Regions from separate parts of the Homo sapiens genome. Here region 2 is linked to region 1. Evidence: read pairs that join two places in POLR2A ChIA-PET (ENCODE). Cell type or tissue: endothelial cell of umbilical vein. All regions are shown on one strand. Links, peaks and the distances in the headings refer to the core of each region. The heading gives the core; the rest is flanking DNA.

The links. Peaks named below come from ENCODE experiments on the same cell type or tissue, not always from the same donor. Only the 100,000 strongest peaks of a DNase experiment are listed, where the experiment ranks them.
Region 2: POLR2A ChIA-PET joins it to region 1 with 5 read pairs; 19 of 35 experiments call an interaction of 5 or more read pairs at or near these places.

The regions. Positions count from the first base shown.
Region 1 is chr17:64,510,617-64,525,927 of GRCh38, forward strand. CEP95 (centrosomal protein 95) reads left to right here. Exons shown (of 20, transcript NM_138363.3): 4 at 3,632-3,742; 5 at 6,107-6,212; 6 at 8,705-8,820; 7 at 10,786-10,911; 8 at 12,086-12,279; 9 at 15,154-15,266. Among named protein-coding and RNA genes, the nearest start is that of CEP95, 11 kb to the left of the region's middle. In endothelial cell of umbilical vein, for the core only: no CTCF peak of the experiment used is centred there; no DNase peak of the experiment used is centred there.
Region 2 is chr17:64,391,754-64,407,064 of GRCh38, forward strand. No RefSeq gene overlaps it. Among named protein-coding and RNA genes, the nearest start is that of PECAM1, 8.5 kb to the left of the region's middle. RefSeq lists enhancers at 12,915-13,024, 13,135-13,214. In endothelial cell of umbilical vein, for the core only: no CTCF peak of the experiment used is centred there; no DNase peak of the experiment used is centred there; H3K27ac peaks cover 2,595 bases.

The sequences.
Region 1 (15,311 bases), core at 4,131-8,130:
ACAGCTCACTGCAGCCTCAACCTCCCAAGCTCAGGTGATCCTCTCACCTCAGCCTCCCGGGTAGCCGGGGCTACAGGTGTGCACCACCATGCCTGGCTAATTTTTTCTATTTTTTGTAAAGACAAGAGTTTCGCCATTTGCCCAGGCTGGTCTGGAACTCCTGGGCTCAGCTGATCCACCTGGCTCCACTCGTGAAATTGCTGGGATTACAGGCCTGGACCACTGTGCCTGGCCTTCGGGGAACCTGCCCCGATAGTCACGTAGGTTCTTTTCTATTTTATCTAAGCATCGGCAGGTTTGAGAAATAAAGGGACAGAGTACAAAAGAGAGAAATTTTAAAGCTGGGCGTCTGGGGGAGACATCACATGTCTGTAGGTTCCGTGATGCCCCACAAGCTGCAAAAACCAGCAAGTTTTTATTAGGGATTTTCAAAAGGGGAGGGAGTATACGAATAGGTTGTGGGTCACAGACATCAAGTACTTCACAAGGTAATAGAATATCACAAGGCAAATGGAGGCAGGGCGAGATCACAGGACCACCTGACTGGGGTGAAATTAAAATTGCTAATGAAGTTTTGGGCACCATTGTCATTGATAACATCTTATCAGGAGACAGGGTTTTGAGAGCAACCTGTCTGACCAAAATTTATTAGGCGGGAATTTCTTCTTCCTAATAAGCCTGGGAGCGATATGGGAGACTGAGGTCTATTTCAGCCCTACAGTCTACAGACCATAAAAGATGGCCACGCCCGGGGGACCGTCTGTAGACCTGCCCCCAGGCGTGTATTCTCTTTCCCAGGGATGTTCCTTGCTGAGAAAAAGAATTCAGCGATATTTCTCCCATTTGCTTTTGAAAGAAAAGAAATATGGCTCTGTTCCGCCCGGCTCACCAACGGACAGAGTTTAAGGTTATCTGTCTTATTCCCTGAACAATTGCTGTTATCCTGTTCTTTTTTTCAAGGTGCCCAGATTTCATATTGTTCAAACACACATGCTCTACAATTTTGTGCAGTTAACGCAATTATCACGTGGTCCTGAGGCTACATACATCCTCCTCGGTTTACAAGATGACAGGATTAAGAGATTAAAGTGAAGACAGGCCTAGGAAATCACAAGGGTATTGATTGGGGAAGTGATAAGTGTCCATGAAATCTTTACAATTCATGTTCAGAGATTGCAGTAAAGACAGGCATAAGAAGTTATAAAAGTATTAATTTGGGGAACTAATAAATGTCCATGAAATCTTCACAATCCACGTTCTTCTGCCATGGCTTCAGCCGGTCCCTCTGTTTGGGGTCCCTGACTTCTCGCAACACCTGGCCGTATTGTTTTATTTTAAAGCATACTAATGCTACTTGTTTGTGATAGCTAAAAATTAGAAACACCTAAATGTCCATTAGTAGGGATTGGTTAGATAAATCATGATAGCTGCATACAGTGGACTGCTCTGTGGCTGTAAAAGATGACTGAATATGCTCTTTGTGCACAATGTTCCGTGTTGGGAACAATCTCTAGCATATGTGATGCGAGAAAAATGTAGTACAATTATAATGGTAATGTGCAGAGTAGTATGCTAGTGTTTGTAAAAACAAAGGTGTGCAGAAGTATTTGCAGTTGTTTGCAATCGGAAGAACTCTCTAGAAGCATATACAAGAAACTCGTAATACTGATTGCTTCCAACAAAGGGAACCTCAGGGTTGCAGGACAAAGGGACAAGAACTTTCAGTGTATACTTTTTGCACTTGCTGAATTTTGAACCATGTTATCTATTCAGAAGTTTTTTTCTGTAATTAAATCTCCAAAATAAAGTATACTATACTGTATTCTAAAACTAAGCATACCAAATATATTTATAAATCACTGTATTATGTGTATTTCATTTATGTTTAGAAATGAATGATTATTCCAGTAAGTTATTTCAAGCTTATGAATAGAGGGAATATTGACAATGTGAAACTATAATCACAAAAAGAGGATTTATACTGTTGATTTATTCTTTGATAGTTGTAAAAGGAGATAAATGTTAATCAGGATAAGTCCTGATTTACATCTCTTAATTTGATACTGACAAGAACAAATTTTTGCGAAGAGAATAAAATACTCTTCTGTCTTAAGTTTTTTAATGCAGTTCTAGGTGAGTGAATGGGTAAATCAGTTCGGAGATAATTTGAGGGCTACTCCCATAGTTTCCCTCTTTTTTTTGCAATTTGTAATTGCTTTATCACCCAAGTAGGACAAGTTCTGGTATTTGTGCTTGTTAAACATACTATAGCAGGGTTATAAACATACATGTTTGTAAAACTCTTTAATGCAGAGCTGTCTTTGACAGATTACACCCACCCTATGAAAAATTGTAAAACAGTTTCTCCTGCAGCATGAAGCACTGCATTCTGGCTGGCAGTCTTAGTTGCTAGGTTGTCAGTATACTCCCCATCCTAGAAACTGAAAAGTTTTGAGGATGCTCTTGGGATATACTTAGGTATTTTTAAGCCGGAAAAACACGTCCAAAACCAAGATTTCTGGTTCATTGTTTTAAACGAAAAAACTCAAACGTTGTCGTTACTAGTAGTAGTATAAAACGTCAAATTTCTGGTTTAGGTTTGTTTTGCATCATGGCTGAGGTTACGAATGGCTAGATTCTCCCAAATGTCAAATTTCTACACTGCTTTTCCCATATTGGTGTGAACTCATGAGAATGCCAGGCATGATCTCCCAAAGGACAATCAGAGTGTCACAAGGGTTAAGTACTATCTATACCTGAGGTTGATTTGGAGTCCATTTCAGGTGACATTAAATATGTCAAGTTTCCATGCTTTTTGCCAACCCATTTCTATTCAACATTTCAACCTAATCATTTATATTAAAAATCTGTTACGGAGTAGGTACTGTGCTAGGGACTGTGCTATGATCTATGAGTGTAAGTTATGAATATGAAGTGGATATGGTAAGAGATGTAGCTGGAGACGCTGAAGATGGAGTGAGATTTAAAAAGGTTTTATATGCAGGGCTTATATTTCAGAAAGGGAGCCAGGGAAAGGATTTTAATCAGAAAAATGGTATGATCTATACAAAATGAGGAGTTAACAAATATGGGGGGTTATGGTGGAGAATTCAGGAATTTCTGATGAAAGTATCCCAACAAGTTTATTGTTTTTTTTTGTTGTTTTGATGTTACTCTGCTGCTATAATCTTCTGAACAAACCACCATTTAGAATAGGATACCACAATCTGAAAGTGTTCTCTCCTGCCACTTTTTCCCACCAATCTGGTAAAGTTCTGTTTAGCTGCAATATATTTTGGTATAAATCTTACTAGACATGTTTTCTTAAGTCCAATTATTTTGCTTCTCCAAAAAAGGAAGGAATATGCCAGTGAATTATTAGACGCCATATTTAAAGCTTCCCCCTTTTTTTCTTCAAATATAATCAGGCAGCAGGAAATTGTTGTTCTTAATATTTATAATTGTTTCACCTGTATTCTTTTTTTTATTTAATCTCCAAGGAGCTGTAAGTTGGTATGTATCGCCTGTATTCTTAAATAGCATTTTCACAATGTTATATCCAAGTTTCAAGATTATGAAGCTTTCAGATTTCATGGTTAAATTTTTTAATAGCTCTATATTCTGTCTCCAGGAGAAAATATAGTGAAAGGAGATAAAGAATCTATTAAGAATCTCCTGGAAATATTTGATGGTTTGTTGGAGTATCTTACAGAACGCATCAGTGAAACATCTCATGAGAAAAGTAAGTTTAAGAATGGAAATTTGGTTTGGTTTACCTTTTATGATGTGTCCCTTTTGCCTTTTATCTTTTTGTGTATTTTTCTTCATAGGAAGCAGATTCACTAATACAGTATACCTGATAACCGTAGTTGTAAATTTCAAATTCTTATTGTTCCAGCTGGTTGGAAACTGTCTTAGACTGTCATCATGTTCTTTATCAACTTGGATGTTGCTCATAAATTACTTCAAAACTAATTTATACTAGAAAGATAAATTTCTGGCTAAATTATTTATTGTCCTATGATTGCATAAAATTTCTTTCTCCAAAATTTCGTGTGTCAGAACTGCTATTTATGGTAAATATTTGGATGTTACTGAGGCATCAACAGGAAGAATTGGTGCATTTGTGTCTTTAGCCTGCACTTACATTTGTGACAGCCTAAATATTTCAGATATTTGTCATTGCAAAAAGTGAAAGAACTTAACTGTCTTAATAATTTGAGATTAAGTAAATAATGCTGTTGGTCACGAATGGAATAATATATTACCTGTTCTTATGTTGAAAAGTTATCAAAAATAAACTTTCAGCAGCAACCACAATTTACATAAATTCGAATACAAATTAAGACAAAAAATTGGGGTAGGCTCATCCTCCATTCTCACTTTGTTTATAGTGAGACCTGTGATAGTCACATTTGAAATTAATCTTAAAGTCTTTAGTTAGAGATAGTTTCCTACCTTTAATCATTGTTACTAAACTGTTTAAAAACTGGGAGGGAAAATTGAAAAGTCTGCCACACTGGACATTTCTTTGTTTCAAAAATTGAGTGTTTTATAGGCGTCTGGGTACTCTGGGAGGATTCCAAGCTGCTTGTCATGTTGATACTCTCAAACCTGTACTTGAGTCAGGGAGACAGCCATAACTACATACAATAAAAGCATAAAGGGGGAATTAGAACTAGGGGAGAGTATTGACAGGTGGGACTCACCTAATTCAAGGCTACCAGTAGGTATTTGTATGCTGTGTACCTTTCTAGTCTTTTTAGTAACAGGGTTAAGAGGTAGAAAACAACCTCTAAGTAAAGAGATTGAGATTAATTTGAAATGTAAAGAGAGCAGCAGTTTTTTACAGTTTAGTGCTTGCTCGCAGGAAGGGGAGGGATGGTAGTGCCTGGCTAATGATATGGCAGTGGGGATGAAGAGAGGAGGAGGCAACTGAGAGATACTTTTATGTGAGTCTGGTGGTGGTGAAAGACTGAAGGATATTCCCAGGGGAGATCGGCAGTATGTGGTGAGCTACTGGGGAAGTTGCTCAGATAGGCTTCCCTATATGACAGTACCTTAGCTGGACAGCATTTTCTTACAGTCTGCTTCTCATCTTTGCAGGTCTAATATATACTTACCTGGCAATATTTCCTAGAGCTGATCAGGTTCTTCAAAATGCCAGTTAACAGTAATGGGAAACAAATCTTTATTATCACTAATCATATCAGCTGTGCAGGGCAGCTTCAACCTGGGACCTGAGCTAGCATTATCATTTACCACTGAAGAAGGAGGGGTTCGAAGGAAGACCATGGGTTCAGTGCTGGGTTCTTCCTCTCACTATATGATGGCAGCTCTCTAAGCCTGTTTTCTCATCTGAAATTCTTTCATGGTTGTTGTGAAAGTTAAGTAAGTAGATGTGTGTAAACAGTTGGGCACACAGCCTAGCTCAGAGTAAATGCATAATAAATGTTAATTGATGTTATTGAAATGTTGCTTGGTGAATATGGAAGTAGAAAAAAATGAAGGTGGGTGTTTGAATGGTGAATCTCTAGACATGGGCATGAGAATATCCAAAGGGGTAAATCTGAATCATGGGAGGTTTCACCTACATGTATTTTGAAATTATTTCCCTAGTGAGTTATAGCTACTGGTGAAAGTATGTATTCTTCAAGTATGGTGGGGTGGAAAAAGACTGATGGTCTTAAGAAAAATTTCATCCAAGCCCTGATACAGCCTGACTCAGCCTAAGGCATGATTATCTTGGAGCTTGCATTATGTTGACACAATCACGTTTTCTGTCACCTTGATATACCTCAGACATCCTTTACAGATGGAGAGGTATAAAAATATTGAATGGACCTGCCACTGACTTAAAAAATAAAACATTGCTCATACAACTGTAGACCCTGTTTTTAAAGCAATATTCTTGTTTCTTTGTTACTCGAATAATACATGCTCATTACAGGTGATTTGGTTCTTTCTGATTGCACTTTCACTAGAACCCTGTTTACCATGGCAAGTTAGGGGTGCCTCACTGTCCTTACCTTTCCCTGCCTCTTACATAGAAAAAGTAGTATTCACTTAGGGGTTTTTTGGTATTGTTTTTATCTGTTCTGAACAGGTGAAACTGAACAGTATTTTAAAGAATCTGATCGAGGAGAACGTTTGGAAGAGCCAGAAAGTACTAAAGAATCTAAATCATCATGGAAAAGAGTTTCTTTTGGGAGGTAGCACTTAGTGTCTCTGAATTTGATGAAAACAAGTTACGCTTTTTGGACTAAGAATTAAAATCACACGTAATATACCAAGATGGCACCAAAAAAAGCTAATGTGAAACTTCTACTAACTTCTCATATTTTAAACTTTCCTGAGGGAGTTTTAAGAACCTTGAGTTACATATAATACCTAAATCTCAGTATCAACTATCTACTCATTTTTATATTTTTCTTTTTTTTTCTTTTTTGAGACGGAGTCTCATTCTGTTGCCCAGGCTGGAGTGTGGTGGCATGATCTCGACTCACTGCAAACTCTGCTTCCCAGGTTCAAGGGATTCTCCTGCCTCAGCCTCCTGAGTAGCTGGGATTACAGGCACGCGCCACCATGCCCGGCTAATTTTTATATTTTTAGTAGAGATGGGGTTTCACCATGTTGGTCAGGCTGGCCTCGAACTCCTGATCTCAGGTGATCCACCTGCCTTGTCCTCCCAAAGTGCTGGGATTACAGGCATGAGCCACCGCGCCTGGTCCCTGTTTTTCTCTTAATCATCAAAGTACGTCATCATCTTTGCAAAAAACTTGCAAAATAGAAAAAGCAGGAAAAAAAATCTATTCCGAACTAAATAACTGCTGTTAACATTTTGTTAAATTTTTTAGTCCTTTTTACTATTTTTTTCTTTTTTGGATTTAGTCATATGTCTATATAATTTCGTTGCCTGCCCCTCACCCCTGCTTTTTTAATAAAGAGACAGGGTCTTGCTCTGACACTCATGGTGGAGTACAGTGGCGTGATCAGAGTTCACTGTAGCCTTGAACTCCTGAGCTTAAGCCCAAGTAGCTGGGACCACAGGTGTGCGCCACCACACCTGGCTAATTTTTTTTTTTTTTTTTTTTTTTAACAGAGATGGCATCTTGCTATATTGACCAGGCTGGTCTTGAATTCCTGGCCTCAAGCGATCCTCCTGCTGCAGCCTCCCAGAGTGCTGGGATTATAGGCATGACCCACCTCACCAGGCTCGTTTCCTGCATTTTTAAACTTAACATTAAGTGTTCTCAAGTTGTTTAATTTTTTTTTTGAGACACAGTCTTGCTGTGTCACACAGGCTGGAGTGTGCAGTGGCACAATCTCAGCTTACTGCAACCTCTGCCTCCCGGTTTCGAGTGATTCTTGTGCCTCAGCCTCCTGAGTAGCTGGGACTACAGGTGCACGCCGCCACGGCTGGCTAATTTTTGTATCTTTAGTAAAGGTGAGTTTTCACCGTGTTGGCAAGGCTGGTCTTGAACTCCTGACCTCAAGTGATCCGCCTGCCTCAGCCTCCCAAAGTGGTGGGATTACAGGCGTGAGCCCCTGCGCCCAGCCTCAAGTTGTTAAATTCTTTATAATAATTTGTAATCACTGTATAACATCATTCATGTGGATGCTTCATAAATTACTAAGCCATTCCTCTAAAGTAGAGAGTTTTTTTAAATATTATCAAAAACGTGATACTTAATGTTTATTCTTTTTTTCCTCATATCTTGAGGCTAGATTCAGAGTAAGACAGTGTAAATGTTTTAAGGCTAATAATAAAAGTTGCCAGACTGTTTTCCAAAAAGGCCATGACTGTACATTTACCAACAGTATAGCAATGCTGGGTTACAGGACCTTCATGAGCCAGTATCATTGATCATTTTCACAGTTTTTAAACTTGTGCTTCTTTCATAGACAAAAATGTATTGTCATGACAGGTTTGATTGCACTTCTTGCTAACTAGAGGTTGAGCATAATGCTATGTCTTCATGGTTCGAAGAGCACAGGCAATGCCTTCTTTTTTAGGTATAGTACATTGTAAAAAATGTGTCTCAGAGGAGACCATCATAAGATGAAATTTTTTTTTTTTTGAGACAGAGTTTTGCTCTTGTTGCCCAGGCTGGAGTGCAGTGGTGCAATCTCGGCTCACTGCAACCTCTGCCTCCCAGGTTCAAGCAGTTCTCCCGCCTCAGCCTCCAAAGTAGCTGGGATTACAGGCGCCTGCCACCACGTCCAGCTAATTTTTTGTATTTTTAGTAGAGATGGGGTTTCACTATGTTGGCCAGGCTGGTCGCAAACCCTGACCTCAGGCAATCCACCTATGTCTGCCTCCCAAAGTGCTAGGATTACAGGTGTGAGCTACCATGCCCGGCCTGATGAACTTCTTTCCATAAGAATTTTAAAGTAACAAAATAAGCGCAAAAGTGAAACAATTGAAGGATATTTAATGCAAAGTTAGCATCCCACCCCCTTCACTCCCACACCCTAGAGTCACCAGTATTTGCTGTTCTCCTATACATTTAATCGTTGACACTTTATATACAGCTATTTCTACCATTCATATATCAGTGAAAACAAAACATAAGCAGCAAGACATGCTAAGCAGCAAAAGGGAGAGTCTTTTCCTTTTTCTGCACCCAGCAGCTCTCCAGGTCCTCAGGGGAAGGGCCCTCTGGTCAGGCTGGGCCCTGAGTGAAGGAGGGAACTTTTCCAGGTGCTCCTTGTCTTCTGAGATGTTGGGCCCCTCTTGGGATGGAGATGAAGCAGAATCCACTGGTGAAATCATTAGACTTGGAGACACAGCACACACCTTTTCTCTAAGAAGTAATGGTGAGTAGTTAAACCTGAAGTATCAGTTATTATTCAACATACAACTATAAAAATGTAAATGGTATGTAGGAGTGTTTAAAATTGAGAAGAATAGAGTGCTAACTGGACATGGGATTTGAAATTCCAGAATATCCCACTACCCATTAAATATGAACACTTATCTGAAGTCGCAGGCATATGGGCAGATAAGTCCAAGGCAAATAAGTGTATGCAAGGTTATTAGGTAATTTGCGGTTCCTTATAACCTGGGAAGAGAATTATGGATGCAGCTTATAGTCTGGTCACGCTTTCAGGGTATTCTTTAATTGTAGTTTCCTGAACTGGTGGTTGACTCACTTTTTTCATTGTTTGAACCAATAAGTTCGTATATGCAGTAGCAATTTTTCTTCTAGGCTTCAGGCCAGATTTCCAACAGCCTATTGCTTGCACATAGTAGACCCGGATATCTTTCAAGCCCCAATTTTGAGCCTCCAACCTTGCCCTCCTCCAATCATCCTACTCCATCCTGTCCACCGTGGCTTCATAAATTACTAAACCAGTATATGGACCACAAGTCTTGGAATGTTCTCCCTTACTTTTGGTTCCTGGCAAACTCACCCTCCAGTAGACCAAAAAGCTATGCTTGCCATTGGGATAGGCACAGAAACGGAAGGACCAGAGTCAAGTGTGGATACTACAAAAATGTTTCTTGAAGTAGGAGAATCAGATGGATTGATTGGGAATGGAAGGGATGGTGATTGCAGAAACGGGTTCTGTGATGTCAAGTGCTATGTAAAAAAGATGTTACTGTAAAATGAATTACTTATTTTAACATTATAAGTAGAGAGGGGAATTGTGTTTAAGAGTAATGCAATTAAGGCAAAGGAAAAAAGATTCAGAGAGATGCCTGGCCAAGGTGTTTGGGTTTGATGTGATAAAAGGGCTTATGGCAGCTTCCTTTCATATTGAGATTTAAAGTGTCAGATAACTGTCATATACATTCACAGGCATCTAATTTAAGCTTCAATATATGGACCATAGTCTTTTTTTTTTTTTTTTTTTGACACTAGGTCTTGCTCTGTCACCCAGGGTGGAGTGCGGTGGCGCAATCTCGGCTCACTGCAACCTCTGCCTCAGCCTCTCAAGCGGCTGGGATTACAAGTATGTGCCACATGCCCAGCTGATTTTTGTATTTTTAGTAGAGATGGGGTTTCGCCATATTGGCTAAGCTGGTCTTGAACTAATAACCTCAAGTGATCTGCCTGCCTTGGCCTCCCAAAGTACTGAGATTACAGGTATGAGCCACTGCGCTTGGCCTGGACCATGAGTCCATGTTTCTGGTACTAGCTAAGACCCTAACTCTGGTGTCTATTCATACCAAGACATGTCCATAAAACAGCCAGCATTTCCGTAACTCTGGCATCTATTTTTCTAAAGCTAAATAATGAAACATTGTATGAAACTTTGCTTTTAAATTGTATAAATGATTCTGGATTACAAAATGGCATCTTACTTTCTGATAGCAATTAAAAATAATTGATATTATGGCCCGTCACAGTGGCTCACGCCTGTAATCCCAGTACTTTGGGAGGCTGAGGTGGGCGGATCACCTGAGGTAGGAGTTCGAGACCAGCCTGGCCAACATAGTGAAACCCTGTCACAATACAAAAAATTAGCCAGGCATGGTGGCGGGTGCCTGTAGTCCCAGCTACTCTGGAGGCTGAGGCAGGAGAATTGCTTGAACCTGGAAGGTGGAGGTTGCAGTGCAGCGAGATCACGCCATTGCACTGCAGCCTGGCGACAAGAGGGAAATGCTGTCTGAAAAAGAAAAATAATAATTGGTATTTTGAGCAGTTGGACCAACATTATTTCGTTCAACATTATTTAATATTTGTTTCCTGAGTACAAAACTCTTGGCTTTTAGTATAATGTTCAGCAAACTATTTTGATAGTTAAAAATTTTACCTTTAATATTTTCTTTCCTAGGTGCTCAATGTCCTAATGAAATGCTGTCTAAAAAAGCCTTAGCCTCACCAAGTTCTAAATCACATGAAGATATGTTGTACCCTCCTAGTGTTTTGTCCAAGAGTAGGACATCCTTTGTTGAAGACAGTGAGTTGTAATGGATGTTAGTTCTTTACTGCTGATGATCATTCTTGGGGCAATTGTTGTTGCCATTAGCCTTTTTACTTTTATTGCTGTATATGAGATCCTTTTTGGTCTTACATGATCTTACTTGTAAATGTTTGCTATTAATTATGGTATCTGAATTCTGCTTAACATGGTCTTTGGTTGCATATTTTTGCATCCACTATTTTATTATCTAAATTCTCACCACTTACCTTTTTTTTTTAATGGGACAGAGTCTCTGACACATTAGTACATCTATTGGTGGTCTTCATATTATTGGTAAATAACAAAGTATAGTAACTGGAAAAACATTCTTTTTTTATTGTTTCGAGACAGAGTCTAGCTCTGTTGCCCAGGCTGGAGTGCAGTGGCATGATCTCGGCTCACTGCAACCTCCGCCTCCTGGGTTCAAGCGATTCTCCTGCCTCAGCCTCCCAAGTAGCTGGGATTATAGGCGCTTGCTACCACGCCCAGCTAACTTATTTTTAGTAGAGATGGGGTTTCACCATGTTGGCCAGGCTGGTCTCGAACTCATGACCTCGTGATCCGCCTGCCTCAGCCTCCCAAATTGCTGAGATTACAAGCGTGAGCTCCCGCACCCGGCCTGGAAAAATCATTCTTGTTTCTTATTATCATCTCTGGAATTTTCATATGGTAGTAATACATAAAAATATTACTGCCTAACTGGTTTTGTAACGTGGACGAACCATAATTCACATAACATAACATTCTTCAAGCCATTTAAGTTGCTTCCAGTTTTTAAAGTAACTTTCAGGGAACAGTTTTATGATAATAACATTAAAATTACATCCGGGGCCAGTCATGGTAGTTCACACTTGTAATCCCAGCACTTTGGGAGGCCGAGGCAGGAGGATCACTTGAGCCCAGGAGTTGGAGACCAGCCTGGGCAACATAGCGAGACCTCATCTCTACTTTTTTTAAAAATTAAAAAAAAAAAATTACATCCTAATTTAATTAGATCCCTGTGTGCTGAGGCTATATCCCTGGTTTAATTATTTTTTTATGTGCTTTGTCTTAAGTTTAAAAAATATTTCTAATGTATGTGAACATGTTTATATAGGTATGTATGTATGTATATAAAATGGTTTATTTCTTAGAATTGCATCGTAATATCCACTTTAATTTGTCTTACTAGCGGAAACCCTTTCTGTGAGTGGGATTCCAAATGCTAGGAAGCTAGGGGAGCCTATCCGAGCAGCTATTCCTTTACATCCACCCTACCACCCTTCAGAGCCTCGAGCACCCTGCCCCATAGGAAAAGAATACTTGCATTCAAGTCACTGCTCCCCAGCCGTAAATTCTACTGGAGAGCATACGGAATTTTCTGGGGTAAGTGGAAAAGCTTACTTTCAGTTGGCTAGAAGTACACTTGTATGTATGTCTGTGTGTGTGTTGGTAATTGATTAGAAGGCCGTGTGTGTGTATGTGTATTGGTGAAGTCTTTATTCTTTGTCAAGGAAGCCCCTATATTTAAAGAAGTCTGCTAGAATTGTCAAGCATATTGCACTAGTCAAAGCATCGTACTCCTTAAAATTTGCCTCTGTATACACCTGCACATTCTTGTTCTAGGAAGATAGGAGAAAAACGAATGCATATAAAGGGAAATAATAAGAGCCAACACATAGTGAATGTTTATGTTGTGCCAGGCGCAGTTCTGGATACTTTAGGGGTATTGAATAATTTACTGCCCATAACAACTCTGGAGTAGCTACTATATTTATTTATTGTTGGGAAGCTGATGTAGAGAGGGCAAGGTTACACAGCAATTACAGAGTCAGGATTTGAACTTGGACATTCTGGCTTCAGAGTCCATATTGTGTCCGTAATTTAATAATTTCAAATTTAGAAAACACAGAGTGGAAAAGAAAATAACCATCCATGCATATTCCCATTATCCACCATGAACCACTGTTAACATATTGATCTATTTGGTTCAATTGCAGTGAGCCAAGATCACGCCACTGCGCTCCAGCCTGGGTGACAGAGTAAGACTTCATCTCAAAAAAAAAAAAGAAAAAACCTTTTTTATATAGTCATCCTGTCCTTATCTTTCTAAAAAGAACAGGACTGGGTTCGGTGGCTCACACCCATAATCCCAGCACTTTGGGAGGCTCATGTGAGTGCCAGAGTTTGAGACCACCCTGGGAAACATAGTGAGACCTTGTCTCTGCTAAAAATAGAAAATTAGCCTGGAGTGGTGGTGCATGCCTGTGATCTTAGCTACTTAGTAGGCTGAGGCAGGAGGATCACTTGAGCCCAGGAGCTTCAGTGAGCTGTGACCACACCACTGCATTCCAGCCTGGGCAGCAGAGCAAGACCCTGTCTCAAAAAGAAAAAAATAAAATAAGAAAAACAACAGGCAGGTATGTACACAGGGTAGATATATAAACAGTGATACATTTTCATTATTTAAACATTCAAGCAATGCATTAAAAGTACAGAGATGAAATAAGCATTATTAACAATAGGTGACCACATTCTCAACATTCTGTGCATCTAAACAGGAGAGGGATTAGATAAAAAGAGGTGTTAAAATGGAGTCATAAGATAATGTTTACTTTTGGGGGAATCATAGTGGGGGTTTTAGAGATATTTCTGAGTTGGTAATACTCTGTTTCTTGACCTGGGTGGCAGTTAAAGGGGAGTGTTTATTTTCAAATAATTCATTGAGCTAGAAATACTTTATTTTAAAAGTTTTATTAAAATATGATTATATTTTAGTTGCTATTTAGTAAAAGGTTGTTTGTTTTATTTTTTTTTGAGACAGAGTGTCGCTGTGTCGCCCAGGCTGGAGTGTAGTGGTGCAGTCTGCACCCACTGCAACCTCCACCTCCCAGGCAAGTGATTCTCCTGCCTCAGCCTCCCAAGTAGCTGGGACTACAGGCACACGTGCCACCACACCTGGCTGATTTTTTTTAAAAATATTTTTAGTAGAGACGGGGTTTTGCCATGTTGGCCAGGCTGGTCTCAAACTCCTGGCCTCACCTGCCTGCCTCTGCTTCCCAGATTGCTGAGATTATAGGCATGAATCACCATACCCAGCCTACTAAAGGGTATTTAATTTTACTTTAATAGAAAAAGATAATGAAGTGAAATTAAAGATATCATTAAACATTAAATAAATGGCCGGGTGCGGTGGCTCACACCTGTAATCCCAGCACTTTGAGAGGCTGAGGTGGGTGGATCACGAGGTCAGGAGTTCAAGACCAGCCTGGCCAAGATGGTGAAACCCTGTCTCTACTGAAAATACAAAAATTAGCCAGGCGCGGTGGCAGGTGCCTGTAATCCCAGCTACTCTGGAGGCTGAGTCAGGAGAATTGCTTGAACCCAGGAGGTGGAGGTTGCAGTGACCCAAGACTGCACCACTGCACTCCAGCCTGGGTGACAGTAAGACCCCATCTCAAAAAACAAAAAAACAAACAAACATTAAATGTTTCTTCATCACAAGAAGTATTTTCTAAAAGATTATCTCTAAGACCAAGAAATAAATTTAGCCGGACACGGTAGCTCATGCCTGTAATCCCAGCACTTTGAGAGGCTGAGGCGGGTGGATCACTCGAGGTCAGGAGTTCGAGACCAGCCTGGCCAACATGCGAAACACCGTCTTTACTAAAAATACACAAAAAAATTAGCCAGGTGTTGTGGCATATACCTGTAATCCCAGCTACTAGGGAGGCTGAGGCAGGAGAATCGCTTGAACCTGGGAGGCGGATCAAGCCATTGCACTCCAGCCTAGGCAACAGAGGAAAACTGTCTCAAAAAAAAAAGGAAATTTAAAATGTTAAGGGTTTATATTCATATTTTGAGAGGTGTTGTCTTTGTTTTAACTGTTTCAATTTTGGACAGCCTTTATTGACATTGATACAAAAGATAGCCACTTGAATACTTTGTACTAGTGATAATTTTTTTGTTGCTCAGGTATAGTGGTAATCCCTGAAATTTCATATTTAGAGAACACCTGGCCTGTGTTTTTATTTGAATGGCATCCTGAGCCACATTTGTTCTCTGAGCACAAGTTTCTAGACATTGCTCCAGTCCTTTGGTGCACTGGGTGTCAATAGGGTCTTTTGACAAATGCACTTCAAAACACGGAGATTGAAGGCACGTAGCTTTGTGCCACAGTTCCTCCCTTCCTCACTCCCAGAAAGTTCATGTTTCTTATTTGTAGCTTTTTCAAATCAACTTTTTTTCTGTTTTTAATAGGATCTAGATGATGGACTTTTCTTAATTTCCAAGTTGCCTAAAGGCAGCAAATGGGAAGTATATCCAGCTCAGGTCCAAGGGCCTAGGACAAGGAAGCCTCCCAAAGGAAAAAGGTAACATTACTGCAGACTTCAGTGTTTACAGTCTGTTTACAAAGG
Region 2 (15,311 bases), core at 7,445-11,444, 120 kb before region 1:
GCGATAAGGAGTGACATGTTAACCAAATATCGTACCCTTTAGAAGATGGCTTCAAATCTAAAAATACACTATTCCTACTCCTTTAAGCCTCAAAATACGTTATTCCTACTCCTTTTAAAAGATACCTTGTAGCTTTAAGATTGACCTTTGGGGCCGGGAGTCGTGGCTCATGCCGGTAATCCCAGCACTTTGAGAGGCTGAGGTAGGAGGATTGCCTGAGGTCAGGAGTTTCAGACCAGCCTGGCCAACATGGTGAAACCCTGTCTCCAATAAAAATACAAAAATTAGCCAGGCACGGTGGCACACGCCTATAATCCCAGCTACCCAAGAGGCTGAGGCAGTAGAATCGCTTGAACCCGGGAGGCGGAGGTTGCAGTGAGCCGAGATCGAACCACTGCACTCCAGCCTGGGGTGACAGAGCAAGACTTTGTCTCAAAAAAAAAAAAAAGATTGGCCTTTAGACTTTTCATTGGGTAATAGATATTTTGATGGTAGAAAATACTAGAATCTGGCAGAGCGCGATGGCTCATGCCTGTAATCCCAGCACTTTGGGAGGCCAAGGCGGGAGGATGACTTGAGGTCAGGAGTTGAAGACCAACCTGGCCAACAGGGAGAAACCCGTCTCTACTAAAAATACAAAAATTAGCCTTAGCCGGGCATGAAGGCCGGCACCTGTAATCCCAGCTACTTAGGAGGCTGAGGCAGAAGAACTCAGAAGGCGGAGGTTGCAGTGAGCCGAGATGGCACCACTGCACTCTAGCCTAGGCGACAGAAGTGAAACTCCATCTCAAAAAAAAAAAAAAGAGAAAGAAACTACTAGAATCTGATCCTTTGCATCAGTTTCTAAAAATCTAACTTGTTACAGTCATAGAGTCAAACGTTATGGGATGCTTTGGAAAAGAAGCAAACCATGTGGATATTAATAACACATCAAAATCTCTCAGACTGTCTTAATATTTTATGGTGTTTCTTTATAGTCTGTAATTTAAAACATCAATCAAATATTGCCACAAAAAGTAATATAATAGATAAGGGAGTAAGCAGTAAGTTGGGACATGGTAAGAGAAGTAAGTTGGAAGGACTTCCAGTAGCTATTTGGTCGCAAAAAATAAAAGTAAAGATGGGCAATTTGGTCAGAAGAGGTAAAGTGGGGGTAAACAAGGTTGAACAACTATCTTACAAGAAATAAAGTAGGGTGAAGGCACTATAAGAGAAAGGCAAGTGACATTAAGCAAGTGAGGAAAAACATGTAAAAGGCCGTGAAATGTAACAAACCGGCACTGATAACCACTCACAGGTCAGCCCACTCACCCCTCTCCGAGAGTGTCGCTGTGCTTAATCATTTGCTGCTTCGCTATTTGTACGTGTGTCATGTCCAATTCTTTGTTCATGGCACCAACAGCCTGGAGCTGCGCGGCACCATCTGGTAACAGAACTAGGAAGCTCTCCTCAGCTTTTGGTGTGGGTGACATACGCAGCCCTATGAGAGGCCCCTCCCCAGCATGCACCCCTAAACAAATGCGTACTCTACTGGGCCACTATGCAGGAGCTTCCTAAGATATACATCATTTCTGCTGGGCGTGGTGGCTCATGCCTGTAATCCTAGCACTTTGGGAGGCCGAGGCGGGCGGATCACCTGAGGTCAGGAGTTCGAGACCAGCCTGACCAACATGGAGAAACTCCGTCCTTACTAAAAATACAAAAATTAATCGGGTGTGGTGGCGCATGCCTGTAATCCCAGGTACTCAGGAGACTGAGGTAGGAGAATCGCTTGAACCTGGGAGGTGGAGGTTGCAGTGAGCTGAGATCACGCCATTGCACTCCAACCTGGGGGACAAGAGTGAAACACTGTCTCAAAAAAAAAAAAGATATACATCATTTCCTTTCACTCCTCTGTTTGAGACCAGAAAAAGTCAATTTACAGCCTGCCATAATACAGCCTTTGCTTACCTTTCAAGCCTAGTCTCTCACCACTTCCTTCCTTGCACCTACATTATGGCTGCTAGAATTTCTAGTTCCTAGCACTCTTCATCTGTCTGTGCCTTTGTCGGGGCTGCTCCCCTACTTGGAATGCCTTCCCCACTTCTTTCCAAGCAAATTCCTACCCATCCTTCCTAACTCAGTTCAGGAATCCATTTCTCCAGAATTTTTCCTCGTCTTCCCCAGACTGAGCTGCCCTTCCTCTGCAACCCCCTTACCTCCCTGGTTTTCCCTCTGTCGGATACTTTTTTTTTTTTTGAGACAGAGTCTTGCTCTGTCGCCCAGGCTAGAGTGCGGTGGCGTGATCTTGGCTCACTGCAACCTCCACCTCACGGGTTCAGGCAATTCTCCTACCTCAGCCTCCCAAGTAGCTAGAATTACAGGCATGCGTCACCATGCCCGGATAATTTTTGTATTTTTAGTAGAGACGGGGTTTCACCATGTTAGCCAGGCTGGTCTTGAACTCCTGACCTCAGGTGATCGCCCACCTTGGCCTCCCAAAGTGCTGGGATTACAGGTGTGAGCCACCGGGCCCAGCTGTCGGACCCTTTTATTTTTTTTTGAGATGGAGTCTCGCTCTGTCGCCCAGGCTGCAGTGCAGTGGCGCAATCCTGGCTCACTGCAAGCTCTGCCTCCCGGGTTCACGCCATTCTCCTGCCTCAGCCTCCCAAGTAGCTGGGACTACAGGCGCCCCCCACCACACCCGGCTAATTTTTTGTATTTTTAGTAGAGACGGGTTTCACCGTGTTAGCCAGGATGGTCTCGACCTCCTGACCTTGTGATCCACCCACCTCAGCCTCCCAAAGTGCTGGGATTACAGGCGTGAGCCACCGCGCCCAGCCAGACACTTTTATTATAGGATGTGTCATAATGGCCTGTCCTCCCCCAAATGGACTGCAATCTCCTTGATGACAGGGAGAGTGTCTGGAACCTAGTAGATGATGAAAAAGCATTAGTGCAATGGATGATTGTCTAGATGGATGAAGACAAACTACTGTATTGTCTGAATCAGATGATCACTGCCTTGAGGGTGCCATATTGTTTCTGAAATGCCACCCTCTAGGACTTCCCCATGGTAAAGCTAAGACAGATACAAACTGGCCACAGTCAAAACCAGATTCCTCTACCTCAGGGCAAGAACCAAGAAGTAATGGCTTCCAGCTAGAAAACAATTCCTCTCTCTGACCTATGGTTCAGTGGAAGTTTTGATAAGAGCCTTGAACAGCAATACACACTTTACCCATTTATTTCTAAAGGAATGTTTTCCATTGCGTTATTTGCTGTTGTTTTGTGCTCGCCATTCCCCACTATAAGCTATCTTCTTTGGCAACCTACTGGAAATTACCCTCACCCATCTACCAAATTTTGATGTGGGAACAGAAAAGGAAACACCATGATTAATAAAATAAATTTTGGCTTCAATGGTAATTTTTAGACACTGCAGAGTAAGCACCTTTTGCAGAGCAACAATTCAAATGATAGTGATAAATGCCAAGACCCCAGACCCCGTGCCCTCAAGTTCCAAAGTAAATTTCTAAAATGTGGCAATTGCTTCATAAATGATTCTAATATTTTCAGGATACCATGATAAAATAAAGCTTTATTTCAAAAATAAATGTTTTTTTTAGAAAATTGAAAAATTGTATCCCATAATTCACACTGTGTACCAGAATACATTCCAAATGGACCAGTGATATGAATGTACAAATAAACCCATAAGAGTCCTAGAAGGGGCCAGGCACAGTGGCTCATGCTTGTAATCCCAGCACTTTGGGAGGCCGAGGTGGGCAGATCATCTGAGGTCAGGGGTTCAAGGCCAGCCTGGCCCACATATAGTGAAACCCTGTCTCTACTAAAAAATACAAAAATTAGCTAGGCGTGGTGGCACATGCCTGTAGTCCCAGCTACTTGGGAAGCTGAGGCAGGAGAATCACTTGAACCTGGGAGGCAGAGGTTGCAATGAGCCAAGATCATGCCACTGCACTTCAGCCTGGGCAACAGAGCAAGACTCTGTCTCGCAAAAAAAAAAAAAAAAAAAAGTTCTAGAAGAAAATACAAAAGAAGAAAAGAAGTCCTTACAACCTTGAATGGCAGAGGCTGGTTTAACTAAAACTTAAAATCCAGAAGCCATAAAATTGATTGATAAATTGTACTTTATGAAAAAAAAGTTCTGTTTTGCCAAAAAAAAAAAAAAAAAAATTAGTCAAGAGAAAAACTACTAACTGGAAAAAATGTTTGCAACTCACATCACGGACAAAGAGCTAACTTCCCTAGTGTGTGAAGAACACTCATAAATTAAGAAGAAAAAGTTCGGGAGTCTGTCTAAGCTACTCTGGCTTGGGAGGCTGCCTGATTAAAAGAAAGAAAATAAAAGAGAAGAAGAAAAAGAAAAGACCAACAATCCAATAGAAAAATGGGCAAAGAATATGAACAGATAGTTTCCATAATGTAAGAAAAAGTATCTGAAATTGGAAATAGGCAAAAATGAGTACTGCATGCCTGTCCAGGGTTTACCTCACACTCTAAGGTTATTAACGTTTGTTTGACTTGCTATTTACAGTAGACTAGAATACTTTACAATCAGTAGGGGAGGGTAAACATTAACTTGTAGAAAGTCAGTAAGGATGCAAAGGATTCTTATTATCTGTGGCAGAGGGGTGGGTGGCAGAAACTGAGCAGTTGGGGACTTTTCTTTGTAAAGCTTTCTGTACTTTTGTTATTTAAATCATGTGACTGTATTACCCTTTCACTTTTTTCTTTTTTTTTTGAGATGGAGTCTTGCGCTGTTGCCCAGGCTGTTGTGCAGTGGCACTATCTCAGCTCACTGCAACCTCCACCTCCAGGGTTCAAGTGATTCTCCTGCCTCAGCCTCCTGAGTAGCTGGGACTACAGGCATGTGCCACCATGCCCAGCTAATTTTCGTATTTTTAGTAGAGATGGGGTTTCACCGTGTTGGCCAGACTGGTCTTGAACTCCTGACCTCGGGTGATCCACCCACCCACCTTGGTCTCCCAAACTGCTGGGATTACAGGCGGGAGCCACCGTGCCCGGCAGTATTACCTTTAAAATTTTAATTAAGAAATTGAATTTCTGTTCAGCTTTATGAAGTATTATATAATTGACATAAAATAAGCTGTGTTTAAAGTATACACTCAGAAAAGTGTTGACATGTGTATACTGATGAAACAACCTCCACAATCAAGGAAGCAGACACATCCACCACCCCCAAAAGGTTCCTATGCCCCTCGTCTCCCTTGCCCTCTGCACCCTCCCCACTGCAAAGATTGATCTGCTTTCTGATTAGTTTCCATGTTCTGGAATTTTGTAAAGATTCATACAGTATGTACCTTTTATTATTATTATCATTATCTTTGGTGTGTCTTTTTTCTTTTTCTTTTTTTTTTTTTTTTGAGACAGAGTCTCTCTCTGTTGCCCAGGCTGGAGCACAGTGGCACAATCTCGGCTCACTGCAACCTCCACCTCCCAGGTTCAAGCAATTCTCTGCCTCAGCCTCTGGAGTAGCTGGGATTACAGGCACCTGCCACCACGCCTGGCTAATTTTTTGTATTTTTAGTAGAGACAGGGTTTCACCGTGTTAGCCAGGATGGTCTCGATCTCCTGACCTCGTGATCCGCCCGCCTCGGCCTCCCAAAGTGCTGGGATTACAGGCGTGAGCCACCGCGCCTGGCCTTTTTTTTTTTTTTTTTTTTTTTTGAGACAGGGTCTTGCTCTGTGGCCCAGGCTGGAGTGCAGTGCCGCAATCTTGGCTTGCTGCAACCTCTGCCTCCTGGGTTCAAGCAACTCTCCTGCCTCAGCCTCCCGAGTAGCTGGGATCACAGGTGTGCACCACCATGCCCAGCTAATTTTTGTATTTTTAGTAGAGATGGGATGTCACCATGTTGGCCAGGCTGGTCTCAAACTCCTGACCATAAGCAATCCGCCCACCTCAACCTCCCAAACTGCTGAGATTACAGGCATGAACCACCGCACCCAGCCAACATCTTTTTTTTGAGACAGGGTCTCACTCTGTCTCCTAGGCTGGAGTGCAGTGGCACAATCATGGCTCACGGCAGCCTCAAACTCCTGAGCTCAAGCAATCCTCCCACCTCAGCCTCCCAAGTAGCTGGGACTACAGGTGTGCACCACCACGCACAGCTAATTTTTTACTTTTTGTAGAGACAGGGTCTTGCCCAGGCTGGAATCCAGCTTCTTGTCTCAGAAGATCCTCCAGCCTCAGCCTCCCAAAGTGCTGGGATTATAGGCATGAGCCACTATGCCTGGCCTGGCCTTTTTCAATATAGTAAATTGAATGGGTTTTTATTCGTTTGTGGGCCTCTCCTTTCTCCTCACTTCTTCCCCTTGACCTTGGTGGATTCCTTGATTGGGTTGAGGCAAAGGTTCCCACACGGCTTTGGCTTCTTGGTAACTGATCAAGAGACTGACTCCTACATAACCAAGGGACCCCAGGAGTTCCCACCAGGCTTAACAAACTCACCCAGGACCCTGTTTCTCCCATGGTGTTGTTCGCTTCTTCTCAGCCAAGCAGAATTGAAGGAGGACAGACACACAGTTATTCCTACCTGCAGTGCTCCTGCCTTCAAATACCGGGGAAGTAACGCAGATCCGAAACATAGCGACTCGTTAACTGCACAGAAAAAGCTGTCTGCTGGAATAAACTTCAGGAAGTGGTTTTTCTGAGCAACTGGAGGTGGAGTGGGGGGAGGAAGGCGGAGGCAGGTGGGCAACAGACATGTCGGAGGGCACAGCAGGCCAACCACCTATTTCATGACAATGGTGATTGGAAATGAGATTCACCGGCCGTTCCATTTCCCCCACCTGTAGCCTCAGATCTCATTAGTCTTGGAGAGTTGATGAGCCAGACTCAACAGCCCCCATCCACTGGGTTTGGGACACACCCCAGCCTGGGAGTGAACGTGCACTAATGCGTAAATCAGAAGCCTGGGTTCCCTGTCTGTTCTCTGCAGCTTAATAGCTTAAATGCTCTGAGGCTCATGTTCCTCACCTATATAATGGGAATAATGTGCCCATCTACCCATTGAATAGGCTTGTTAGGAAGATCAAACAAGAGCTAGCCTTTGAAAGCACATTTAACCAGCAGAGCACAGTAAGAACATAGTAACAACAAAAAAATATAAAAAATAGCTGCATACGGTGGTGCATGCCTGTGGTCCCAACTACTCGTGAAGCTGAGGTGGGAGCAACGCTTAAGCCCAGGAGTTTGAGGCTGCAGTGAGCCACGATCACACCACTGTACTCTAACCTGGGCAACAGGGCAAGACCTTGTCTCAAAAAGTAATAATAATTAATTAAAAAGTTTAAAAAAAACAATAGTTATGATTGAACAATAATAACAACAGTTGTTGATCTGGTTTGGCTGGGCCTGCCACATCTGAATCGCTGCTCTGGAGCTCAGCTGACTTAGTGAACCCAAGGGGCAGCGCTCAGTGCCTTTTCTTCCACACCCACCATATGCTGCCCTCACCACCCCAGTCTGGCCCCTCACAAAGTTGGGCAGCTGGGCAAAAGGGAGGCAGGCAGGGACATTGTGGAGGAGTCTGTGCTATTCCATCCCCTGCAGGAGGCCCCCTCCAGTTACAAGGGACATGGTTGTTTTGTTTTTGGGATTTTTTGGGGTTTTTTTTGAGACAGGTTCTTGTTCTGTTGCACATGCTGGAGTGCAGCGGTGTGATCACAGCTCACTGCAACCTCCGCCTCTCAGGTTCAAGCCATCCTCCCACCTCAGCCTCTCGAGTAGCTGGGACTGTAGGCATGCACCACCACATCCGGCTAATTTTGGTAATTTTTGTAGAGATGGGGTCTCGTCACATTGCCCAGGCTGGTCTTGAACTCCTGAGCTCAAGCGATTTGCACGCCTCGGCCTCCCAAAGTGCTGGGATTATAGGCATGAGCCACCGCACCTGGCTGACATGGTTGTATTATGACTCATAACCATAGGCATTTTTGCCTTTGTAGACCTCTTCCTCCACAAAAAAAAAAAAATTACATTTTGAAACTGTACTGGTATAAATAAGAAGATATTCATATTATATATTTAAAAATTTCTTTTACCTAGACAGTGGTTTTATTCTTCTGATGACTGTATCTTCTAAACCTAATGAAGAAGGGCCTGACAACAGATCAGGCACACAACAGCCCAAGGGGTTAAGGGACCTACTGTCTTCCACCCTGAGTGGCCTGGCCGCTGGCCTGGGAAGAGCACCACCATGTCCCAGGCACTGAAGCCAAAACAGGTGTTTGTGCATTCTGTTCTCAAAACCACAAAAGCACAAGCAACAAAATAACAAAAACAGATAAACTAGACTGTATTAAAATTAAAAATGTTTTTATTGCAAAGGATAGCATTAGGAAAGTGAAAGGTAATTCACAGAATGGGAGAAAATATTTGGAAATAATATATCTGATAAGGGTCTAGGATCTTGAATATATAAAGAACTGTTACAACTCAACAACAAAAACACAACCATTTTAAAGAATTGGCAAAGGGGCAGGGCGTGGTGGCTCACGCCTGTAATCCCAGCACTTGGGGAGCCTGAGGCAGGAGGATCACTCAAGGTCAGGAGTTCCAAGACCAGCCTGGCCAATATGGTGAAACCCCATCTCAGCTAAAAATGCAAAAAATTAGCCGGGCGGTGGCACATGCCTATAATCCCAGATACTCAGGAGCTCAGGAGGCTGAGGCAGGAGAATCGCTTGTTCCCAGGAGGCAGAGGTTGCAGTGAGCTGAGATCATGTCACTGCACTCCAGCCTGGGCAATAGAGTGAATGAGACTCCATCTTAAAAAAAAAAAAAAAAAAAAAGGATTTGAGCAGATTATTTCTCCTAAGAAGATAAAAAAAAAAAATGACCCCAAGCACATGAAAAGATGCTCAACATCATTAGTCATTAGGGAATTGCAAATCGAAACTACAATGAGATACCACTTCATACCCACTAGGATAACTATAACCAAAAAGACAGACAACAAATATTGATGAGGATGTAGAGAAACAGGAATGCCCATATGCTACTATGGCATTGTAAAATGATACAGCCACTTTGAAAACAGTTGGTGGTTCCCCAAAATTAAAAATAGAGTTACCATGTGATCCAGCAGCAATTCAACCCTTGGGGATATAGTCAAGAGAGCTGAAAACACGTCCACACAAAAACATGCACACAAATGTTTATAGGGCTGGGCACGGTGGCTCACGCCTGTAATCCTAGCACTTTGGGAGGCCGAGGCGGGTGGATCATGAGGTGAGGAGATCGAGGTCATCCTGGCTAACACGGTGAAATCCTGTCTCTACTAAAAATACAAAAAAATTAGCCAGGCGTGGTGGTGGGCACCTGTAGTCCCAGCTACTCGGGAGGCTGAGGCAGAAGAATGGTGTGAACCCGGGAGGCAGAGCTTGCAGTAAGCCGAGATCGCGCCACTGCACTCCAGCCTGGGGCAACAGAGCAAGACTCCGTCTCAAAAAAAAAAAAAATCACAAATGTTTATAGAAGCAGTATTCACAATAGCCAAAATATAGAAACAACACAAATGTTCATCAACTGATGAATGAGCAAACAAAATGTGTTATAGCCATATAATGGAATATTATTTGGCAATAAAAAGAATAAAGTACTGGGCAGGGCATGGTGGCTCACACCGGTAATCCCAGCACTTTGGGAGCCCGAGGCTGGAGAATCGCTTAAAGCCAGGAGTTTGAGACTAGCCTGGGCAACATAGCCAGACCCTGGCTCTACCAAAAAAAAAAAATTTTTTTTTTCACCTCCCACCAACTTCTCTCAAAAAATTTTTAAAAATTAGCCTGGTGTGGTGGTGTGCCCCGGTAGTCCCAGCTACTCTGGAGGCTGAGATGGGAGGCTTGTTTGAGCTCAGGACTTTGAGGCTACAGTGAGCTAGGATTGCACCGCTGCACTCTGGCCCAGGTCATAGCATGAGACTCTGTCTCTAAACAACAACAACAAAAGGAACGAAATACTGATACATGCTACACTATAGATGAACTTTAAAAACATGCTAAGTGGAAGAAGCTACACATGAAAGGCCACATATTATATAATTCCATTTCTATGCAATGTCCGGAATACGCAAATCCATGGAGATGGAAAGTAGTTTGGTTGGCTAGGGCTGGGGGATTAGGCAAGATAGCTAAAGAATACAGGTTTCTTTTTGGGATAATGAAAATGTTCTAAAATTGATTGGGGTGATGGTTGCACAACTCTGAATATATGAAACACCATTGAATTGCACGCTTTAAATAGGTAAATGGTATGGCATGTGAACTATATCTCAATGAATCTGTTATTTTAAAAATTTTAGAGGGTATGTTTTCATTTCCTGTGGCTACAGTGACAAATACCCACACACTTCCTGGCTTAAAACAACAGAAACTTATTCTTTCCCCATTCTGGATCTAGAATAAGTATGAATGGACCAAAATCAAGCTGCCAGCAGGGCTACACTCCCTGCAGAGGCTCTGCGGGAGGAGAATCTGTTCCTGGCCTCTTACAGGAGCAGATTGGTGGCTGCTGGCATTCCTTGGTCTGTGGGTGCATCACTCCAGTCTTCAAGGCCAGCATCTTCAAATCTCTGCTCAATCTTCACATCACCTCTCTTCTGTGTGTCTAATCTCCCTTATTTATTATTTATTTATTTATTTGAGATGGGGTCTCACCCTGTTTCCAAGGCTGGAGTGCAGTGGTTCAATCACGACTCACTGCAGCCTTGACCACCAGTGATTCTCTCACCTCAGCCTCCTGAGTAGCTGGGACCACAGGCACACACCACCATGCCTAGATAATTTTTTAATTATTTGTAAAGATGAGGTCTCGCTATGTTTCCCAGGTTGGCCTTGAACTTTTGAGCTCAAGGGATTCTCCTGCCTGGGCCTCTCAAAGTGCTGGGATTATAGGCATAAACCAATGTGCCCCGCCTCCCTCTGCCTCTCTGGTAAAGTCACTTGTGATTGCATTTGGAGCCCATCCAGATAATCTCCCCAACTCAAAACTGTTAACTTAATCACATCTGCAAATCCCATTCTCCCACATGTTACAAACTGAATGTTTGCATCCCCGCGACAATTCACATGTTGGAACCAACTCCCCAGTGTGATAGTACTTGCAGGTGGAGCCTTTGGAGGTGGTTATGTCATGAGGGTGGAGGCCTCATGAATGGGACTGGTGCCCTTATGAAAGGGACCATAAGAAAATCCCTAGGCCCGGTGCGGTGGCTCACGCCTGTAATCCCAGCACTTTGGGTGGCCAAGGTGGGCAGATCGACGTGAGGCCACGAGTTTGAGACCAGCCTGGACAACGTAGCAAAATCCTATCTCTACTAAAAATACAAAAATTAGCTGGCATGGTGGCGCGCCTGTAGCCTCAGTTACTTGGGAGGCTGAGGCACGAGAATCACTTGAACCCAGGAGGCAAAGGTTGTGGTCAGCCGAGACCGCGCCACTGCACTCCAGCCCGGGTGACAGGGCAAGACTCCTTCTCAAAACAGAAAAAAAAAAAAAAAAGGCAAGAAAAGAATTCCCTAGTCCTTTCCATCATGTGAGGACACAGCAGAGAGACAGCCATCTATAAATGAGGAAGTAGGCCTCACCAGACACTGGAGCTGCTGGAGCTTTGATGCTGGACTTCCCAAACTCCAGAACTGTGAGAAATACATTTTTGTTGTTTCTTTTTTTTTTTTTTTTTTGAGATGGAGTCTCATTCTTGTTGCCCAGGCTGGAGTGCAATGGCACAATTTCAGCTCATTGAAACCTCCGCCTCCCGGGTTCAAGCGATTCTCCTGCCTCAGCCAGCTGAGTAACTGGGATTACAGGCATGAGCCACCATGCCTGGCTAATTTTGTGTTTTTAGTAGAGATGGGGTTTCTCTGTGTTGGTCAAGCTGATCTTGAACTCCCAACCTCAGGTGATCCACCTGCCTCAGCCTCCCAAAGTGCTGGGATTACAGGCGTGAGCCACCGCGCCCGGCCCATTTTTGTTGTTTCTAAGGCACCCAGTCCAAACAAACTAAGACACCATATAGGGCAACATTCACAGGTTCCAGGGGTCAGGGCCTGATATCCTTGGGGGTCATCAGCAGCCTACCACAGGGGTATCATGACCCATATTACAGATGGGGAGCTGAGGGCCAGGAGGTGAAACATCAACCAAGTTCCCAGCACCACATCTGCCTGCCTGTGTCTGCCTGGCTTGCTACAAGGCTTCTGTGACTGACCTTTTACAGCACCTTTCTGGGCAGAAGGCTCAGACCCAGTCCCTGACCTGACACACATGAGTCATGAGACCAGAGCCAGCTTCATAGATGTGTGACCCGTGCCGTCACAGGGGCCCTGTGCTCAGAAGCTGCCATGCTTGGTTTGATGCCTTGCTGTCGCCACCTTGAAATTCCTGATAATTTTGAATTTTCATTTGCACTAGACCCACAAATTATGTAACTGGTCCTACATGTGACACTGAGCAAGAAAAGGGAGAGTTGAGATGAGGTGGGTAGAAGCTGCCCTGCCCACGGCCTCACCTCAGACCTGAAAAGTACCTGACACCCCGATCCTGCACAGCCTAAATAATTGCATTGTTTTATATGAAAGAAGAACTAGACTTTTTTCCACTTTCGGTGGAAATTATAGGGAGGTATATTTCAGCCAGAACTGTGCAACACAGCAGGTAAGGAAAGTTTTGCAAATGTTTTAAAAGGCCAGATGAGACTGGGCATGGTGGCTCATGTCTGTAATCCCAGCACTTTGGGAGGCCACAGCAGGCGGATCACCTGAGGCCAGGGGTTTGAGACTAGCCTGGGCAACATGGCGAAACCCTGTCTCTATTAAAAAAATACAAAAAGGTCAGGCGCAGTGGCTCATGCCTGTAATCCCAGCACTTTGGGAGGCTGAAGCAGGTGGATCACTTGAGGTCAGGAGTTTGAGACCAACTTGGCCAACATGGTGAAACCCCGTCTATACTAAAAATACAAAAATTAGCCAGGCGTGGTGGCATGCGCCTGTAGTTTCAGCTACTCAGAGGGCTGAGGCAAGAGAATCGAGTAAACCTGGGAGGCGGAAGTTGCAGCGAGCCGAGATTGCACCACCACACTCCAGCCTGGGCCACAGAGCGAGACTCTGTCAAAAAAAGAAAAAAGAAAAAGCCAGCTGAGAGAGAGGGAGGTGATTCCTAAAGCTGCGGAGTCTCCTCTGGGCCCACCTGAGGCAAACCCAGCCTCCACCAAGAGGCAAGTTTTGTGTCAGTTCCCAAGAACTCCAGAAGCCATGTGGGCCACTCCTTCTTCTTTTAGGGGGAGAATGTAGCTGTCAAATATCTCTTCATCTTATTAATAAAGCTAACAAGGAGCCAAGTATTTGTCAAAACCAATGCCAGGGGTCAGAGCAGTGTCCCGCTGATTGCCACAGCTGAAGACAAAGGAAAAGGAAGGAAGACTGTCATCGTCAATGTGGTTGCCATTGCAAAGGTGGCTAGGTGGCCTCTGTCACTGTGGGCTGGGAATCATAGCTCTAGTCTGATGCTAAAAAGGACCATGCAACTGTTCATGGAGCGCACAAATGACTGCCCAGACAACATAAAAAAACAGCATCTGGCCGGGCACGGTGGCTCACACCTGTAATCCCAACACTTTGGGAGGCTGAGGTGGCCGGATCACTTGAGATCAGGAGTTCGAGACCAGCCTGACCAACATGGTGAAACCCCATGTCTACTAAAAATACAAAAATTAGCCGTGCGTGGTGGCACAAGCCTGTAGTCGCAGCTATTCAAGAGGCTGAATCACTTGAACCCAGGAGGCGGAGGTTGCAGTGAGCCAAGATTGCACCACTGCACTCCAGCCTGGGTGACGGAGGGAGACTCCGTCTCAAAAAAAAAAAGGTGTCTGTGTTCCCACTGTGGAAACCTAAGCAGATTGGCTGGACAAACTTTAGAATGACAGGGACCCCAAAAACAGAAAGAAAAGCAAAATGCAGCCTAGTCTATCCCCAGGGGCGGTGGGGTCGTCTGGGGACAACAGAAGGATGAAGGCCCAGGATGAGGCAGAAAGGAGCTGATCTGGGGGTGAGGGAAACAGGGAGAGACTGACTGGTTGACTTTGGGAGGGGTGTCAGGGACGCTGGGGCCACTACCATGACTCTGAGGGAGACACAAGTTTTTCATGGGTTTTTCTCTGTGCAGAGTGGTGTAAGTCTGCTCTCACATCTCCCTTCCAGCAACCTTCAAGCAACCTCTAGTAGAGATTTGAAGTGGGATTTCTTTCTTTTCTTTTTTCTTTTTTTTTTTTTTTTTGAGATAGGGTCTGGATCTGTCACCCAGGTTGGAGTGCAGTGGCACAATCTTGGCTCACTGCAACCTCCACCTCCTGGGTTTAGGCGATTCTCGTGCCTCAGCCTCCCGAGTAGCTGGGATTACAGGCATACACCACCATGCCCAGCTAATTTTTTGTATTTTTAGTAGAGATGGGGTTTTGCCATGTTGGCCAGGCTGGTCTCGAACTCCTGACCTCAAGTGATCCACCCACCTTGGCCTCCCAAAAAAGTGCTGGGATTACAGGCCTGAGCCACTGCCCCCGGCCTTAGAGTGGGGTTTCTGTTCTCATTTGACTGTGTCATGGTTCTGAGACGAATCCTCAGGTGAGAAAGCAACGGGCCTGGCTTCCTTGGGCTCCTCAGCCATGGCCCTCCCAGAGCCCACCATGCCTGGAGGACCCAGCATGGGCCACAGACATGCACCTTCATTCTCACAAGTTCATCCGAGAGGAGGAGGAAGGAAAAGCCAAGGAAACCCAAAAGGCAGGTTAGAGAAAGAAGTCACTCTGTGTCCGCAAAGAGCTCCCCTCCCCTGGCCCTGTGCCCTTCACTCTCTATAGGTCAAGGTTTTGCTGGACTGTTTCCAGTGTTTGAGCCTGAATCCACCACGCCGGGGCTCCCTGATGCACTAATCCGGTGTTCAAAGAAGGGAAGGGCTGTGTGGCCCTGAACCTGTGCCTACACAGCAGAAAGAATTCCAACCTTTCCTTATCAGACATAAAGTGGATCTACAAAGGGTCACATTAGAGAGTTTTCCTTTTTAAATGGCTCTACAAATGTTCTGAGGTAGGCGGCGGAACTCAACTCCAAAGGTAGGGCTTGGACACTGGACCAAATTGAAGACTAGCTAAACAGGGACTGAGAGAAAGCAGCTTTCCATAAGACACGCCCACCAGTGTGCCGTGTCAGTTTACCGTTACCATGACAACACCGGAAGTTACCACCCCTTTCCATGGCAATGACCTGACAACCCAGAAGTTACCACCCTTT